Regions from separate parts of the Homo sapiens genome. Here region 2 is linked to region 1. Evidence: chromatin contacts called from ENCODE Hi-C or POLR2A ChIA-PET data. All regions are on one chromosome and are shown on one strand. The core of a region is the stretch at or near the end of the contact, and the rest is flanking DNA. Distances in the headings are between cores, read along the strand shown.

Region 1 (4,836 bases), core at 419-2,918:
CTTGTGGCAGGTTGGAAGGTTTTGATTTCCCAACTCTCTAAAGAAGAACCACAAACAAACACAGCCCCATCTCTAGGGTTTGAGGTATTGAGTTCAACTGATTCCTGTATATTTTCTCTGCTGTTACAATCACACCAATCCCAATGGGGTCTTTAAAACTGTCTTTGCAAGATATGCTGTTAGGTTGTTCCGAGTAACCAAAGTTATCATCACTCTCACGTTTCTTGCTCTGGCTCTAGCCCCAAAGGGAAATTCGTTTCGCCAACTGTTTACGTGCCATGTCACCAGCCTAACTGGAAATGTCAAAAGCTGATATCAGCCCTAAAAGTTTCACTGATTTCAGAGACAATGGAGGCAGTTCTAAACAGATGTCTAAATAGAATCCCATAATCAGAAAGTGGTTAAGATAAATTGTTTAAATAAAACAGCAAATTAATTAATTTCAGATTTTATTCCCTACTCAAGTGCTCTTTAATTGTGTGGATTAGATTATACTCCCCTAGGTAAACAGTCTCCAATATTGGGGATGGGGGAAGGGAAGGAAAAAGCAGAGGGCAAGGAAAAGATCTGTGTCAGTGAAAGACTACAAAGGGAAAGCAAAATGACTGTGCAGGAGGAAGAAAAGACTAGAATGGTTGATGTTAAACCCTTCCAAAAAATGATCTTTATAGGCTTTGTGCGGGATATAGCCACTAGAAAGGAACTGTGGGTCTATCAACACATAAGTAAATGAATAACAGTCAAAACAATGAAGTTCTCAGTATTATTAAAGAAGAGAAGAAACATTATCCGGGTAAGTTCAACACAAGCCCCACAACTCACAACGTGCAGTGGAATCCTAGGGGTAGGAAGCCCACAGCAGGGAGAAAACTGCCCTAAGGGAAGGTGCTTTACCTTGCTGACCCTTATAAAATCTTATCTACTAAATGAATCACTCAAACCTCGCAGGGGTGAGGTAAGAATCCCTGGCTATGTATGTAACAGATGCATTCCTTGGTAGTGACTACACACAATGCACGTAAACATGCTCGCACGCAGCCTGGCACACATCAGGGCCTCAGTAAATTGGGAATCATCATCATATGCAAACGCCTATAGTATGGGGGTCTGGAGATGACAGCGACCGGAAAGCATGGCGTGCGGACTCAAGAGGACAACCATTCTCTTCCTTTAGTTAAAAGCCATTCTATTAAAACCCTATACAAGGCACGACCGGTTACCCTCGGAGACCCTACTCAGAGAGGTAAGGCAAAGCGAGGAGCCTGAGAGGAACTTTTCCTGGGCTTGCAAGGTGTGCGCGAAGAGGGAAAAGGTGGCTGTACGGCGCCCCGCGGCTGCAGTGGCCGGGATTGAGCCCGCGGCGGAGCGAGCTGCGCTTGCGCGAGGAGGAGGGCGGAGCGGAGGACTCCGCGAGCGCGCGGCAGCGAACGAAGCGCGCACCAGAACTCGCTCGCGGGAAAGCAGCGGAGAGCGCAGGCGCGCGCCGCATCGCCCGCTCCCCCGCCCCCAGATCCCGCCCACTTGGCTCTACGCTCTTCTCCCCGCCCCCTTTCCTTTCCCGCGTAGGGAGGGCCGCGGCGCGAGGCCTGTTTGCGTCGCCGCCACCGCCCCGGCGCAAGCGCAGTGGTTCCCCCGGCCGCGGGGCGGGGCGGGCGGGGCCGTGCCGGGCCTCACCTCCGGAGCACTCCGCCCAGCAGCGACGCGTTGAGACACTCGGGTGGTGAGAGCCGCCGCTGCACTTCCGCCACCGTGACCTTGTACTTCGAGGTGGAGCTGAGGAGCGAGAGGCGACCCGGAACTGAACAGAAGACTTCGTTGGGGTTCACCACGCCGCCGAAGAGGTTGTCCTTGTTAATAGGGATGGCGGAGACGGCATTGCTGTTGGACTTGGACAGGGACACGGGGCCTGCGGAGACAGAGGGGAGGCCGCGTGTTGGGCGTCGTGGATCACCCCCAAATCCTGCCCGACCCCGGCCCTCATCCCGGCCAGGGCCGGATCCCAGGCTTTGGGCCACAGTCCCCGCTTTTCCGTCCGGCTCTGAAATTCTGTGGCTCTGCTACTTCCCTTCCTCGGGCTCGAGCCCTTCCCTACCTCACCCGGCGGCCGGGAGGCGGCCCTGCCCTCCCCCAGCCAGCCTGGCCTGCGTTTCTGCCTTGACCCTTTCCCCTTCGCCGTCAAGGGTGCTCTCTAGAGATGGGTGGTGAAATTGGTGACCCCTGAGGCGCTGAGCATCCGAGCGGAGTGGGCCCCAGATGAGGTCCAGGACCACGGGTTCAGGGTGCAGGGGAGGGAATTACATTTGCAAACCGAGAGCAAGTTACTTGTACTTCAGGGGTTTTGCTGGGTGGGGTTTTAGTGTCGGGGAAAAACTGCTTCAAAGACCCATTATTAAAATCAGCCGACAATTTAGATGGCTAAAGCACCCTGTAAACGAGCGTTTTAATTGAGGCACCACGCTGGGAAGTGGTGGATTTTGTTGTCCACACCACACGTCCCGTCTTTTTGATAAATAGGCCCTTTCCTATGTTCAATTTTGAAAACGTCTCAGTTTTGGAGATCCATTCCAAGGCCAGTTTTGAACTGCGGAGTGGGGAGGGAAGAACAGGCCTACAGTGGAATACTAGCAATGTGCCCTTTTGTTAAGTAAATACTTAACAGTCCTCTGCTAAAGCGCCTTTATTGGGAAAGTGGGTATATATACTTCCTAGTTAAAACCATAAGCTCTTTATTGCTGGACTCACCACTGTTAGAAAAAAAAAAAATAGAAGACCTGCAGAAAGTATACTAATGCATTACGTTTCTCAGCACCAGTGTAATTCAGATGCATTCACAACCATTTAAGTACAGTATGCATTGTATTTTAAAATTCCATTTGGAGACATCATATGCACACAATCTCATCACAGTGTTCCTTATGCGTTCTTTAATGGGGATATGCTAGAGGTATAGGGAGGTGGGGGGCTCTAGGTTTTGGATAGATCACTTGTGACATTAATAGCTCTGGGGAGGCTAATAGAGACAATAGGAGTTAAACGAACTCTTGAGAGATTACTAATAAAAGAGCCAATTATCATGTCGACTTGGAAAGAGCATCTCTTAAGATTTATCCCTTGCACATCTAATTTGACGTGACAAAGACTTCACAGATGCAAAAATGAAACTTTAAACTAGCTAACAATATACTGATTGGGGTTAGAAATGAGAACAGTTTTATATAGCATCGTCCTCTGGTGGTGCCTAGAATCCTGAAATGTAACATTGCCACCATAACCAAAAAAAAAGCTGCTACCAAGAGTGAATAGCATTTAATTCAGTAAACTTTATTTCTACTCACTAAACACAATACAGATTACAAATCCATGCAAATCACTTGACACTTTTCTAACAATTTCTCCTCTGAACAAGTATGCTAATATTCCTCCCATCTTCAAGATACTAATTTTAACCAAAAGCTAAAATTTTGTTAACCTAATTCACAAAGTTCTAAGACCCTTAAACAGCTAACAAGAAACTAAATTGAAGAACATGAATGTTTTTTTCCTCTACTAAAGAGTGCTTCTTATCATCTGTTCTTACATTAATGTTAAATTATTTGTACTATTTTAGCATTATACACTTCTTAACCTTCATCCAGGCAATGGATTAAACTATCAAACTGTTTCAAAATTGAAATGCCACTTCCAAATCAGTTCAACTACTGTACATTTTGTGTGTTTGTCCAAATATCATTAAACTAAATTAAATGGTCAAATCATGAGTCAGAACAAAGCTAGCCTGTTGGCATTACCAACATACTGAAGGCTGATTATTTAAGCATTGCTGTTCTGTGCCTATCTATTTGCTAATTCTGAGCCTTTAGGAAATCCTATTTGGAAAAAATAAACACATCTCTGCAAGTTCTTTTAAATAGCACTCTGCCTGTAAGGACATGCTTGGAATGCAGAAGGAAATGGCTTACCTTTCTTAATTACAGTTTGATCTGGGATGTTAATACCCGGGTCTTCTACATGCTGCAACAAAAGGATACACATGGATGTAAGTGTATCATCAAAACAAAAGGAAATGAATATTCCCTGCAAGATGGGAGGAGGGGAAGGTGTAGAATCAAAATTCCCCCTCCCGTATAATGACATTTATATATAAACATCTCATCTTGGCTTATTGGAATTTGGGGCTTTGCAACTCAAGAGGTTTCACTGCACACCCATGGCCAATTTCTCCTCCTCCAGCAAATAATCCATGTTTAAAAGGGGTGGAGATGGGGAATAAAACTTTCTTTGGAAATTAAATCAAGTGTTGGAGCACCTAATCATTCTCAGTCAGTTCAACATTTAGAAATGTACCTAGCTTTAGATTGGCGCCTCAGCGGCTTCTGACTTTAGCAATTCCAGTGTTCAGGCAGCGAAAGCCAGGGAAACACAATAGAAATGACAGGGGCGGGAGTAACAGGAGAGTGTTGGAAAAGAAAAGGTTTAGGTAGTATAATAAAGAGCAAACACACACACCTTTATGGAAAACTCCACATAAATTTTTAGAAAGACTACTGCCTAAGCCTGGGTATGATAGGAATATGAAAATGACCAAAACCAAAAAACCTTTGAGCTTGCTTTCCTGTTGTCCAACAGCAGGTTTGTTGTTAGTGTGGGGTGTTTTTCTTTTTCTTTTCTTTTTTTTTTTTTTTTTTACAGATGGATGGGTATACGTGTGCGCACTAGAGTCAAAACGTGATTAGAAAGTAAAATGAAGTCATGTTTTCTAATGCAGAAACTGACAGGCAATATAATGTCTGGCTGTGTTTACAAATTAGCACCAGGGCTGCTGAGATAGAAGATTTT
Region 2 (5,464 bases), core at 2,312-4,811, 920 kb before region 1:
TCAGTAGATGGGTCATAGATACTATACCAAGACATACCTAAGGATGTCCAATCAAATGTTTGAGTGTAATAGCAAAAGTGTAGATGCTTGAAAATGTCAAGGGTCAAGATGGACAGCAATGCCTTACCTCTAGTTGACAAATCTGCTGAAGAATAGGGCCATAACTAATGGCTACTACCATAAAAAGTAGAATCCAACCCTCAAGGGAAATTGGGGCTTATAAAAAAAACAATTTTTTAGAGTTCTAGCCAAATTGTCTAGAATTTGTGATAAAATTAATGTCTTTAAAGAACAAGTGGTCCAACAGTAAGAATCAGGAAAATCTATCCCTCTGTGGCCTTCAGATTGGGCAGAGATCCTTGTACATACACCATATATTAATGAGAATTACAGCAGGGGTAATCTTCAAAATATATTTAATAAACAGCATAGTGTGGTTATCAGCCAATCAGAATAAATGTTGCGTATAGCTGGGAAAACAGGTTTGAGAGGATCTTGCTATGCTAAGAGTTAACTCTCTAGTTGCTGCATTATGGTGATGAAAATGGCCCGGTTGTCCCATAGACATGATATTTATGGGTTTTTTGAATAAATATAGAAATTGACCTTCCTGGTCTTAAAACTCAAAGCTCACATTTGTCTCATCCGAGTTCCTTCCACAGAAAAATGACCCTCAGGCAAGGGACTGAAACTCCTCAGATCACTGCACCCAAACAATGGGACGCCAGCCCCCTCATCCATCGTGGTGGCTTCCTTGCCCCTCCCTAATTCCTGTTTTCCCACCTTCCCAGCTATATAAACCCCCCAGTTTTAGTCAATTGAGTAGAGATGGACTTGAGACTGATCCCCCATTGTCCCGGTTGATGTCCCTCTAATAAAAGCCCTCTTCCCTGGCAGTACTCCTCTCAGTGATTGGCTTTCTGTGCAGTGAGCAACAGAATCTAGACTGTACCCTGGCATTTTGGTAACACAGAGATTAGGGCACTAGTCCACAAATATGGCTGCATATTGGAATCAACTGTGAATTGTTTATTGAATGCTGATACTATTCTTAGAGATTCTGATTAATTGTTCTTGAGGGGGTGGCCTAGATATGGGGATTTTTTTAAGTTCCTGGATGATTCTAGTATATTTGTCTAGTACATTTGTCACCTGTCTTTGTTTTGTAATTGAGGTTATATGCATTGTCTTATGGTTGGCATTTTATCTCATAAAATAGTGTGGAAAGGTTTAATTGCTGTAAAATATTGACACCATTTATGAAGTAATTTTTCTTTCTTTCTTAAAGATTTTTAGTCAACAGAATAAAGTGTGAGAATCACTGATTTAGCATTCAGGCAATGAGAAGACCAAGAATGAATCAGTACGCACCCTTCTCTCCTACACACATTAGTGTATAAAACCTATGTTATCCACAACTTAAAAAATAGCTCACTTCAGTTTCAATGGCTTAAGTTTTCAGGAAAATAGATCATAGTAGATTTCATATTCTCTTATCATCCAAATTCCCTTAGCAATGTCCATCTTCCAAGTTCTAGTCAATGTCAAATATTTGTCATCTGTCTTTGTTTTGTAATCAAGGTTATAGCATTGTCTTATGGTAGGCATTTTATTTCATAAAATAGTGTGGAAAGGTTTAATCACTGTAAAATATTGACACCATTTATGAAGCAATTTTTCTTTCTTTCTTAAAGATTTTTAGTCAACAGAAAATCCTATCCACCCAGCTCTCCTCTCCTGGAAGAAATTATGCATGGAAATTCCTTTTTTACATGCTTTCATTGAAACCCAAATCAGTATCTGAAATGTGTTCTATACTAGAGCAGGTTGTGCTTCAAGCTTTGTCTTGGCAAGATACAGAAATTAAAGTCATGGGCCAATTTTTGAATTAACATGAAAATTCTTTTTTATGTGCATACGAAAACATGTCTTTGAAACATCTTGCCAAAGGCTTCTTCGTCTTCTGGTTGTTATATAAAAACATGGTCATCCCAAAGGGGCGGAAAAAAAAAAAAAAAAACCAACTGTGTTCCACCTTAATCAGATTCACAATCATGTCCTAATGTAATTTGTCCTAATCCATTTCGGAGGAAGACAACCATTTATGATTCCCAGAGACGTGTGGGAATAAATGTGGCTATACGCAAATTCCCTAGGTGCTCTGTATACTATATTTACTAGTTCATAAAAAAGCTAACTACATTTCTGAAAAGAAAGCTTTACAGATGCAATGTCTGTTCTAAATACAAAACCCTACTCTGTCACCCCACAGTCATATGGTCCTTATCTGTTTGCCATACACAAACTGTATTCTGGATTACAGTAACTTAGTTTATAATAAAAAGCACACACATTACTGTATTAGCCTAATCGTATATGTCAATGTTTGAGAGACAGTCCTATTTTTAGTTTTACTGGGAAAAGATAGGTAACACTTAGCATAGTAAGTAATAAATTACCCTGTAGTAAAATAGAAAATGATTGGTTCCTGATTTTTTCCCCAATGCCTTGGAAGATAAATACGTTAAGTGGCTTGTTAAAAAACCCAGCATAATTTTGTTTCTGAGATGCTATTGCGGAGAATGCTTCTGAGGGTATTGAATCTACAAGTTTATTCTGCAATGAAATCCTTTTTCATGGATTTTATTGTTCATTATAAGCATGTTATTACAAAAGCAATGTTTCCTATAAACAGAACTGGGACTAGATGACACATTACTGAAGCAAGCCAGAAATGTAAATAATCAAACGGTTTTTGTTTACTTTTCTGCAATGATCATGAAATCATACTGACCTAACATCTTATCATTTATTTATTTATTTTTCGTGTGATATACTTTTTTCTTTATCTCTAGTGCCATTCAATGGTCGTTTGTAGCTAAATGAACTCTGCTTTGCTCTCTTGGGCTACAGAAACTCTATTGTTTCACTTAGTCAATGATGTGGTTTCAAAGGCCATAGAGTACTCCTTATGGAAGTTTTAGGGATAGCATAATTGCTCACTGTTATCAGTGAAAGCGATCTTTGAGGACATCTGGGAATCTGATCTTCCCTCAAAACTAGGACAAATCATGAGTAAACTGATCGACAAACATGATCATTTGTAATTGAATTAAAACAAAGTAACATCTAAATCTAAATAACAAAGCTTCTCTAGGCCATGAATAGAGAGATATTCAGCTATTTAACTTTTTAAATAGCTCTGTTGACCATACCTCTGGTCAACATTAAAGCTTAAGTATCAGGTCCCCGACTCTCTAAATACTTGGCAAATGAACATCACCTACTCCTCTTCCCCACTGCTACTTACTCCACCTAAGAAATACCTTAATCCTTCATCTAGTATTCTTCTCTCCATCTTCCTCGGGCTTCCTCTCAAGAGTCCCCAATGTCTTCTTGAGAGATAATTATGCCTGTAGCTCAGGGACTCAAAGTAATCACCAGGCTTGGCATGAAAGAATGCTGGAATGCAAACTGAAGTGCGAAGCAACAAAGATTCAGTGCAGATATTATGAAAAGGGAATGCATTATAGCAATTACTCAGTTGGCCTGATTTCTGCCAGCCTACAGGATACAGCAAAGAGGCCAAAGCATAAACACCACCTAGTATTAGTCATCATGACTCATTGACATTTGGTGTTCAGGACCCAGTGGAAGTCTTTGCATAGAGATCTAGAAGCTTTGGTAACAAAGCTTCTAGAAAAGAAAAACAAAGCTCATAGACTTTTTGGCTTTTATTCAGTATAACATCAACTTCTCCCTGTGTCTCCCTTTAAAGTTGGAGGTTACAATACGTAGCTGTGTTTAGAGAAGCTTAATCATAAAATATCATGTAAAGTTGTGAAGTGCTGCTAGAGTGAACAGTTAGTTCGTTTAATGAGAGTCAGTTGCAACTGACAATGAGGTTGAGAGTGTGATTGCTGCTTGGGCTGCAGGCACTCACGCTGTCACAGTCTATAACCCGAATCCCCACCAGCCACCTATTAATGCTTGATTTTTATCACAGGGGATGAAGAAAATAGCACAGAATCATCAACATAACTTGAGAAAATTCTAAGTACAAATGTAGCCTGCATCATCAAAAAGACATGACAAGGAGGAAAAGGGGAAAACTATACATGTTTTGGAAGAAAGTTCTAGCTTTCCTAGAACTGGCCTCATTTGCCTCAAACAGTCCTAGTGTATGTGATTTTCCTGAAGTCATTATCAATTTCACTCTGAAATTGAACCAGTTTGCACAATGAATTATACAGTCTCATTCTCACTTTATCCAATTTGACATGACTCAGAAGTGTGAGAAAGCAGATTTATTTAGAGCATCTTTGATGTGTCTTGTGTTTCACATGTGCTACATAAAGAATCTGTATTAACTGTATTATTTAAACAAAGTAAAGCAATACATTCTATTGGATGGTGTCAATACACAGCGATGAAGGTGCTTAATTACATAAAGGATCATTACTTTTAATAATCATGTAAGTATTTTAATCCTGATTTTAGTAGTTTTCTAGCAATTTTTCATAAGTTACATAAAGTTACTGGAAAAGGATTCTTAGAAGTGAAACTTACAGAATTAAAAAAAAATTCTAAACTCTAGATGAGCCAAACTGTTTCACTTATTCTGACCCCTAACATCCACACAGCTGAATGGAGATAACCAAAATTATCCGATGAACTGTCCCATGTCCCAGTTGGTAGCTTAAGGCACTGAATAATGGAATCCATTGAGTGCTAAATACATCAATTATCTATTATAATTGTTATAATAATTCTGTTATAATTGTTCTGAACACTGGCAACTTTAATTAAGGAACAAGGTTGTAGTATTGGATAATGTTATGAGCTAAAAGACAATTGTTTCTAGTTTTCTTTTCTATAATTTTTTTGTGCCAGACATATTCATGCATTTTGCTCAAGGTGATTTCCTTAGACAAGGAATTTAAGCCAGACTTATTCATGGCAGCCAAATGTGACCATGCTATGCCCTCTTCTCACATACTACCAATTGTGGCAGCAGAATGGATTCTGAAACAATCTGCATTGATTGTTAGACTAGATAAAATGTTCATCTTAAGTGAAGTTAGGGACACATATTTTGGGAAGCTTTAGGGGACAGAAACTGAAGCACTAAATAATTATTCTAATCAACGCTGCTCCTCATAACAGCAGCTAATAAACCATGTGAAGCAACAGTGTGAACTACTTTTTTTTTTTCTTCCTAACAATTCATTTTGGGACCCACATGCCTAGATTATGGCAACAGCTGTTTTGGAACTAGCTTTGTTGGTTTAATCAAATGTATTTGCACTTTAAGTCTTCTCTGTGTTATGGTTATTTATTATTATTATTAAATGATATTAGCATGATCTGGGGCCATAAAGCATACAATTTAATTGCATATGTTTTCTGAAACAACAGGATTGGTAACCTGTTGCCACTTTTTTCCTTTCATTTAGGACATAAA

What was found. A loop is a pair of places that touch in the nucleus more often than their neighbours do. ChIA-PET counts read pairs that join two places held with the same protein, here RNA polymerase II (POLR2A). Pooled maps may share reads with other maps.
Region 2: a loop to region 1 is called in a pooled map, with 4 times the contacts of the local background. The contact joins the enhancer-like site here to the promoter of TFAP2A-AS2 in region 1. A Hi-C loop is called at or near these places in 2 of 50 pooled maps. POLR2A ChIA-PET finds 5 or more read pairs at or near these places in 3 of 52 experiments (MCF 10A, PC-9 and activated CD4-positive, alpha-beta T cell).

The regions. Positions count from the first base shown.
Region 1 is chr6:10,402,834-10,407,669 of GRCh38, forward strand. TFAP2A-AS2 (TFAP2A antisense RNA 2) reads left to right here and starts at 1,669. Exons shown (of 1, transcript NR_145448.1): 1 at 1,669-4,836. TFAP2A (transcription factor AP-2 alpha) reads right to left here. Exons shown (of 7, transcript NM_001372066.1): 3 at 3,960-4,011; 4 at 1,675-1,906. RefSeq lists enhancers at 211-1,410, 1,323-1,617, 1,413-2,030, 1,841-1,950 and a silencer at 1,331-1,710.
Region 2 is chr6:9,478,655-9,484,118 of GRCh38, forward strand. No RefSeq gene overlaps it. Among named protein-coding and RNA genes, the nearest start is that of HULC, 830 kb to the left of the region's middle. Within about 2 kb of position 3,562, at least 5 of the 41 ENCODE cell types and tissues checked have a DNase peak (open chromatin) inside an H3K27ac peak, as active enhancers do; they include PC-9, where a contact is called at or near this core.